Linked DNA regions of Homo sapiens: region 1 is linked to region 2. Evidence: chromatin contacts called from ENCODE Hi-C data. All regions are on one chromosome and are shown on one strand. The core of a region is the stretch at or near the end of the contact, and the rest is flanking DNA. Distances in the headings are between cores, read along the strand shown. Region 1 overlaps USP12 (ubiquitin specific peptidase 12). Region 2 overlaps MIPEP (mitochondrial intermediate peptidase).

The links. A loop is a pair of places that touch in the nucleus more often than their neighbours do. Pooled maps may share reads with other maps.
Region 1: a loop to region 2 is called in a pooled map, with 11 times the contacts of the local background. The contact joins two enhancer-like sites. A Hi-C loop is called at or near these places in 2 of 37 single-sample maps with no recorded cell type and 2 of 50 pooled maps.

Annotation. Positions count from the first base shown.
Region 1 is chr13:27,128,736-27,132,880 of GRCh38, reverse strand. The region is part of intron 1 of USP12 (ubiquitin specific peptidase 12); the gene reads left to right. All of the region lies in intron 1 of USP12-AS1 (USP12 antisense RNA 1), which reads right to left. Among named protein-coding and RNA genes, the nearest start is that of USP12-AS1, 5.3 kb to the right of the region's middle. RefSeq lists a silencer at 1,661-1,710 and an enhancer at 1,741-1,810. Within about 2 kb of position 1,525, at least 12 of the 41 ENCODE cell types and tissues checked have a DNase peak (open chromatin) inside an H3K27ac peak, as active enhancers do.
Region 2 is chr13:23,805,319-23,809,614 of GRCh38, reverse strand. It overlaps MIPEP (mitochondrial intermediate peptidase), which reads left to right. Exons shown (of 19, transcript NM_005932.4): 16 at 3,546-3,665. Among named protein-coding and RNA genes, the nearest start is that of PCOTH, 81 kb to the left of the region's middle. RefSeq lists enhancers at 1,211-1,260, 2,544-2,693. Within about 2 kb of position 1,859, at least 2 of the 41 ENCODE cell types and tissues checked have a DNase peak (open chromatin) inside an H3K27ac peak, as active enhancers do.

The DNA of each region.
Region 1 (4,145 bases), core at 276-2,775, 3.3 Mb before region 2:
TGCCAGGCTTTCACCTTTAGGATAAGGCTAGAGTCATGGTCTTGCCAGAAAGTGGGTGATCTTTTGTCTGAGGAGTGCGTGAGAGTGGAGAGAGCAGAGAAGAGCTCATACATAGCACTTTGGTTTTTACAGCAGACACAGGACAAGGACATTCCTATTCTGAGTACTGCTCTTCTTGTTAACGTGCCCACCAGCTCCTCACACACATAGAACTTGAAACCAACGATCTTTTAGGACAGCCAGACCTACGCAAATGCAGAGGAAACCCTCTTGAGATACTTACACTAACCATCTTTCATTCACAAAGCCGTACAGCCAACCAGGGATTTCCAGACACTTGAGGACAACCAAGAGATTGGAACATGGAAGAGTCTCCTTCGAGGGGCAGTAATTTAATGAGTGAGGGCTATATTTCTGTTCCTTTGCTTTTTCTTTTTCTTTTCTTTTTTTTTGCCTTCCTGTACTGCTTTTTATTGGAATGATATTTTATGTTTTGCTAGTAACCTATACATTTTTTAACATGTGTAACTAAAATTTTCTTGTTTGAAGTTACTAACATTTCTACTGGCCCCTCTCTACTTCATAAGCCAATCTCCTTTGCACACATTAGCTACCCTTCAAGTATCTACTCTTTCTAGTTAATTGCTTTTTGAATACACCAAAGATAAAGCATGGAAGATATAATTATAGAAGCTAATGTAAATGTTATAATCCCTGAATATATGAGTAAGTGGCTGGGAGGTGGAGGAAATGAGGGATAGCAGGAAAGGTGAATGTGCTTATTTCCTTTTGTTTCATAGCCCGGATTTCTTACGTGCTATATGAGAATTGGTAAATCTAGCTAAAGATTTAGATGTAGAACCAGTAGAAGCACTAGAACAATACTCTACCCAGTGACACGTAATAAAAATTAGGAGGTGGCCTGTGGAAGGAGAGTTGGGAGGTAGTGTGTGTGTCAATTTCTCTTCTTGCAAAAGCACAGAATTAAGAGCTGTTGACTGAGGCATGCAATATATTATTTAAAGTTATGATAATCATTATTAAGAACTAAAACCGTTAATGGGTATTGTCTCCAGGGAAATGAACCTTAAGAGAGGGAGTGGTGAATAATACTTTGAGTTTTACACCCTCTTTACAGTTTGAATTATTTTTAGATTGTGAACTTAGAGTACTTATAAAATAAAAGGTTTTATACAAAGCATATGAAAGGGATTTGGTGCTTGTTCTGATATTTTAACTGTCCATAGGAAGCTAACCTCAGACTTTTACATAGGTTAAAGAGTGGTCTCTTTTCCATTTACATAGTGGCTTTCAAAACCAAGTGTACTTGAACAAGGTACTTCACTCTACTGGGGCAAGTTTCCATCACGTTGCTCACTTTGGTAAAATGATTACTTAGAAAAATCCAAATGACTCATGTTTCTAGTCATACCTTTACATAATGCTTTACGTTTTACAGCACTTTCACATTCACTATTTGATTTCTGTAACCCCGAGGTAGGCAGAGTAGGTATTTTCCTGTATGATATGGTGAGGAAACTAAGACTGAGAAAGTGACTCACCCAGAGTCACGTGGTTTGAGAAGTGGTGGTGGAGCTCACTGCTCACCCTCTCACCAGGAGGGTTTCACACCTGTGCAGCCTTCTGGCCTGCTATGGCTAAAGTGTCTCTTACCAGTTCTTACCTTTCTTCTTTGTAATGTACCCACACTCAAGTTCCCATATTGACTGCTTCCTGCATTCTGAATTTGTATTCAAATTGTGTTTAACATATGTAAATCTGTGCTTATTTTAAAAAATGAATTTTACTGCATTTTGAAAATGCCACACATAAACTTTGAGTGTCATTCAGCTCTTGTTATTTCTATAGCTGCACAACACTATTCCTTCCTTACTTTCATGAACTGATCTTTTCATCCAGAATTTTTCTGACACCCTTGTTTTTAAGCGTCACGGCTTGCTGAAGCAAAGTGGTGGAATTTAAATGTTGTTGCCTTCAAGAATTAGCTAATCTTTTGGACTTGTGATACTTGTGTAATCTTTTTGGACTTGTGATTTGACCTCATTTGATCCCTGCAGAAATGGTTCTCATCCAGGAAATTTGAGATTTCAACAAGTGACTCACTGAAAAAACCACGTTAGTCGTGGGGAAGTAAGCGTGCTCAGCTCTTGTTTTGGGACCCCAGTGTGATACCGTTGATACGATTGATTTAATAATACCTTTGACTAGTCATTCCAGTGTCTGGAATTCCTCAGGGATGGTTTCTGTCAAATTCTTTTTTCCTGCAAATACACCATATTTTCCTTTTTTTTTTTTTTTGGCATGTTTTGTGATTTTTTTTGTGTGTGTGTGAGAACTGAACAGTTTGAATGTTGTAATGTGGTGACTCTGAAAATCAGATTCTCCACCTCCTCAGTGATTGCTTTTTTGAGGCTTGCAGTCATCCATTTGTATAATGACTTTTCTAAACCAGTTTTGCAAAGTCTGTATTCCTTGTTGTGTGTGGTCACTGAAGTTTCTGTCTTACTATCTCTGGACAGCTATGACTTGATAGAGATTTAGTATAATGTCTGGATCCCCATCCCCCTCAATAAAGGGAAAAAAACAAGAAAGGTTGCAGCCTAAGGGGACAGAAACAAAAGCAAGAATCTGTGCTGTTTCCCCAGGCTACTGCCAGAACTGAGCAAAATGCACAATCCTAAATTGTTGAGGGCAAGGTTCCCGCTGCCAGCCCTGTTACTAGGCAGCTGCTCTAGGAGGTGGTCCTGTGCCCGCCTCTGGGGATGCTGAGGAGTAGGGAATAGTAGCTGGTTTGCATGCTGTGCTCTCTTCTCCCTTCATCAACTACTGCCCTGGGTGTTTAATGTCTGATTAGGTTCTAAGGTTCAGAATAGTTGATTCTGATGTATTTTTCAGCTTAATGGTTTTGGTGGAAGGACTAACCCTGGGAGCTTTCTACTCTGCCATTTTTCATGTTGGTCACTCCACTCGTATGTTTTGGATGTGACCGTGCTTCATGCCAGTTGGCAGCCAGTTCTTTTCTACTTCCCCACCATTTATCAAAGAGTGGTGCTTTCTTGTTGTTGAAAAGACCGAAACTACATTAATGGAATAAAGTTCTTTGCAGCATTTCTCTAACATCCTTCACAAAAATTATGCATACATTTATTTTTATTTGCTATTATTATTATTAAGAGATAGGGTCTCACTCTGTCGCCCAGGTCATAGTTCACTGCAGCCTCGAACTCCTGGGCTTAATGATCCTCCTGCCTCAGCCTCCCGAACAGCTGGGACTACAGGCGTGCTCCACAACATCCTCTGTAGAGACAGAGTCTTGCTATGTTGCCCAGCCTTCTCTAGAACTCCGGGCCTTAAGCAGTCCTCCTGCTCTGACTTCCCAAAGTGCTGGTATTATGGGCATGAACCACTGCACCTGGCCTACGCATAGCTTTAGAGTGACACTGTCATTTTATGAGCTGTTGATGGTGTGGTTACTAAGAATGGTTTTTATTTTTGCAGAACTTAAAAGTTGTTTTCAGTTCTTCCACAGTTTTATAGCTGGAAAATGGTAAGAGAGAACCACATTTTATAGGTCAGGGGAATCGAGGTCTAGAAAACAGGACTGGCAGAGATGCTGCTTTGTTCTTTCCACTTAACTGTGGTTTAATATAATATTCCTGTTGTCTCAGTGACACGGAAAGAGCTACAGGTCACTTTCTTATTGTGGTAAGAATGAAGAACTCTTTCTAGATAGTTCACAATATGAGTACTTTTTTTTATTTGAAGTGTATGGAATATTCCGAGTATTTGATAAAACTATGTAAGTTTGATGATAATTTGCTTTTTATTAGGGTGAGTCAGAGTCTGCATATGGAATCTGGAGTATGAACTCCGTTACTATTAAACTAAGTCAGTCCATAATGTAATTTGTTGATTTTGGTTTCACTTGAACTTAATAATACCTTGTATTTATATAGTGATTTTCTTCTCAGGAGTGGTAGGTACTTTACAGATACTTTATTATACTGTAACATAGGTGCTGGGAAAAATAGAAGCGTTCATGTTTTTATAAGTGGAAAAGCATCAACACAGGTTTTCTCACTGAGCATAATCACAGAAATCTGTTATCCAAGTCAGGTGTCTGA
Region 2 (4,296 bases), core at 610-3,109:
TCCCAGCACTTTGGGAGGCCGAGGTGGGCGAATCACGAGGTCAGGAGTTTGAGACCAGCTTAACCAACACGGTGAAACCCCATCTCTACTAAAAATACAAAAATTAGCCAGGCATGGTGGTGCATGCTTATAATCCCAGCTACTCAGGAGGCTGAGGCAGGAGAATCGCTTGAACCTGGGAGGTGGAGGTTGAAGTGAGCCGAGATCTTGCCACTGACTCCAGCCTGGGCAACAGAGTGAGACTCTGTCTCAAAAAAAAAAAAAGACTATTTCCCGTTTTCAGTTGGGAAAAAATGAAAGCTTAGAAAATTTACACAACTTCTAAATCACACATTTTGCCAGCTAAATTAAGGCTCAAACTTAATTTTATATATACATATGTTTATTCATTTTGTATCTTTTTAAAATTTTTGTGTTTTTAGGTTTGAAGTTTAGATAGTAATTGCTGTTAGTTTTAGATAATATTCAAAACCAACTTCCCAGGTTTTGAGATGAAGACCAGAAAACTTTCATGAACCATCTGGATGCCAGGTCTGCATGACATCAGATGCGTAGATGTTTGTAATGACTGAGATTGTTATGGAATTCTCACTCCTCTTCAGATCTTGAGAGTTATGTAAACACCTTAAACACCCATCTTTCATCTTAGGCAGTATTCACTTTATGATGATTCAGTTACCTGTTTAACAAAGTAATCACTATTTAATTGCTTTATAGTTTTGTAAAATTCAGTCCCTAGAAGGTAATAAATGTGCTCTGTTTTTCTGTACCTTCAAACATGAAATACATGTTTCAGTGAAGGAAATCTATTATATAGACAAAACCGTGAATCTATATTTGCTTTACCTTACTCAGTATCTATTCATATCAATATAATTTTTAAAGGATTTCTGAGTTATTTTTAAAAATTAACATTACTTGGCAAAAGTCTTGATTTGCTGATATCTTTAGTAGAAGGCCTGGCTTTTAAAAGTCTGTTTTGTGGCTTTCTTCTTGAAAAAGTGTTCTGATAATTTTCTTTTAAAATGGAAAACCAACCTTTCCCTCCTCCGCCCTCCAAAAACAATAGCCCCCTAGAGACAGAGAGAGGCAAAGTCCTGGTAGAGGAGCTGCCTGGGTTCAGCTTTTATATTACACTTGGACAGTGGAGATGAACACGGGTGGAAAGGAAGTGAATTGTTTCAACTTTCTATGGGGACATAAACAGTGTTTTTAAGGCCAGATGCGGTGGCTCACACTTATAATCCCAGCACGTTGGGAGGCCGAGGCGGGCGGATCACGAGATCAGGAGATCGAGACCATCCTGGCTAACACAGTGAAACCCCAACTCTACTAAAAATACAAAAAAATTAGCCAGGCGTGGTGGCAGGCGCCTATAGTCCCAGCTACTCGGGAGGCTGAGGCAGGAGAATGGCGTGAACCCGGGAGGCGGAGCTTGCAGTGAGCCGAGATCGCGCCACTGCACTCCAGCCTGGGCGACAGGGCGAGACTCTGTCTCAAAAAAAAAACAAAAAAAAAACACTGTTTTTAAAACTGTACATTTTTTAAAATTATTGTTTTAAAAATAGGCTCTTCATTTTTCTGTGACTTAATAAGTTTCTTGGCCCCAGGAATGCATGACTCCCTGGGTAGGCAGATAGGCTCATGTCTTTGGAATTGTTTAGTTTATCAGCAAATAAGCATAAAAAGAATGCACATTTAATTTATTTTGCTCTGTTTTCATATTTAATTTATTTTGCTCTGTTTTTATAATTCAAAAAAGTTACCCCATGTTTATATCATTTTGTAAAAGGCATAATTGAAGAAATGAAACTCTTGAATTCTGATTTATTTATACATTGGGGCAAAATAACACCTCAGTTGAGGTTAGAATGTAAGAGTTTCAGTTCCTGATAATTTACTCTGTTAGAATATAGGTAAGACATTGAGTAATTTTGGCCTCCCTGATTATCTTTATGCATCGTTACTCATTATAAAATGTAGAATTGAAAGAGCTATATTTAGCTATATGTTTAGATTACCAGTTAGAAGAAAGCAATATTTATATTTAGGAAATGTCTGTATTTTTCTAGGGAAGGTTTAAACTTAACTTTATAATTTAGAACCATAATTCTATATCTAGATGCAGCCAGAAGCCAGAGGTCATTTAAATTTTCTCTTTTAACCAAACTAATCCTCACTTCTTTCAAGTCAACAGCTGCACATTCTCTACAAATCCCATTTCTGAATCACAAAGATACATATCAGAAGCATAATTGCGTGTCAAAATTTGTCCTTTAAAATAAAGCATTTTCTACTTGCCTGCATGAAGTCAAATGTTCAAGTCAGTGTTGAAAAACAATATTTGAGTCAGATGTTGCAGTGAAAAAATGCTTTATGTTTATTTTAGATTTCTTTGCAAAATTTAGTTTTCAGTACTTTGTAAACAGCAGATTTCATGTCCAAACTTTCTTTAATGCTTTCTTCTCCCACTGTGTTTCAGTGGCCTATATCCTCTACTCAGAGGAGAGTGCTCCTTTTCCCCTGGTCATCTAGTTGAGCCCTCCCTATACAGCAGCTGCTTCCTTTGTACTTCCTGACACCAGGTGTGGGAGTCTAGTTCCAACCTCTCCAACAGCTGCATCAGAATTCTTCGATACATCTATACTCACGAGATGCTGCATTGCTATTTCTTTCTCTACCCCCACCACACCTATTTAATTTTCTTTCACCTTTTATCACAAAACTAGAATTCTGACCGTTTCATTTCTCTCATTTAAGATATATCAGGATTCCAGGAGGAAACCAAACAACATTTGTTAGATCCAGCGGGTCTAAAGTTGTAACTGGTTTTGTATATTTCTGCCTACAGATAGATAGATAGATAGATAGATAGATAGATAGATAGATAGATAGATATAGATTTTTTTGTTGTTGTTGTTGTTTTTTGTTTGGTTTTTTTTTTTGAGACGGAGTCTCTCCCAGGCTGGAGTGCAGTGGAGCAATCTCGGCTCACTGCGAGCTCCGCCTCCCAGGTTCACGCCATTCTCCTGCCTCAGCCTCCCGAGTAGCTGGGACTAGAGGTGCCTGCCACCACGCCTGTCTAATTTTTTTGTATTTTTAGTAGAAACGGGATTTCACTATGTTAGCCAGGATGGTCTTGATCTCCTGACCTCGTGATCCTCCCGCCTCGGCCTCCCAAAGTGCTGGGATTACAGGCGTGAGCCACCGCGCCTGGCCTTCCGTCTACATATATTTTGGCAAAATTCCAGTTTTGTGTCACATATTTGATTTGCTGCCATTGTACATAAAGAGTATCTTATGGGTATGGTTCAAAATTCTTTAATATTCTTATTTATGAAAAGGTTGAGAGCATTCCTTTTAATCTTTAGCATGGTCTTAAATGTGGTATGAAATACATTTCAAACCATGTAAGTTTATTTTTGTGACTGTTTTCAACTGTGATTGGTAACTGTTGTTCTGGTGCACTTATAGCATCTTTGGTCAACCACATCTTGATGTGAGGATGGACGACCAAAACTAAGTAGATGTTTTTATCTATCTAGGTCTTTTATGCCACTCTGGATCAAATCTACCATGGGAAGCATCCCCTGAGGAATTCAACCACAGACATTCTCAAGGAAACACAAGAGAAATTCTATGGCCTACCATATGTTCCAAATACTGTGAGTCCAGCATTTGGCTTCTGTTTTGTGTATTGAGTGGTTCTGCTATTACTTCTGTAGCTTGTGATTATCTTCCCCTTTGGAGAACTTGAAATCCCTACATTTATGTTGAGGCTTCACATGGCTCAAATGCTGGAAATTGCCTGGTTCATTTAATATTTCCAACTACCCATTTATATGTTCTTATTTTCCTCCCTCTAACAGTGTTTTTGTACCTTTTTGGAAATGTGGGGGTTAAAAAGGCCATTGGAGTTGGTCTATATTCTTCTTTTTAGTTATTTTTCTACAATGTGAAAAATAGTGATGTAAGATGAATGTGATTACCAGTCCTGAATCATTTTCATTGCAAAGAGAATTAACATGTATTGAGTATCTTACATTGTACCAGGAATTATAATAGATGCTTTACATATCTTATCTTGTTGAGTACCATGTCAGGAGAGAGAGCAGGAGTAATGTTACCATTTATTGGATTCTAGGCGCCAGACTCTATCTAATTCCTTTGGGAAAAGATCTCTAATTTAGCTCTCAAAATAACCTTATAAATTAAATTATATCCTTGTATTTGGGGCTCATTTGGAGGCACAGACACATTATATGTCCTGTCTGAGATCATCTAGGTAGTTAAGTG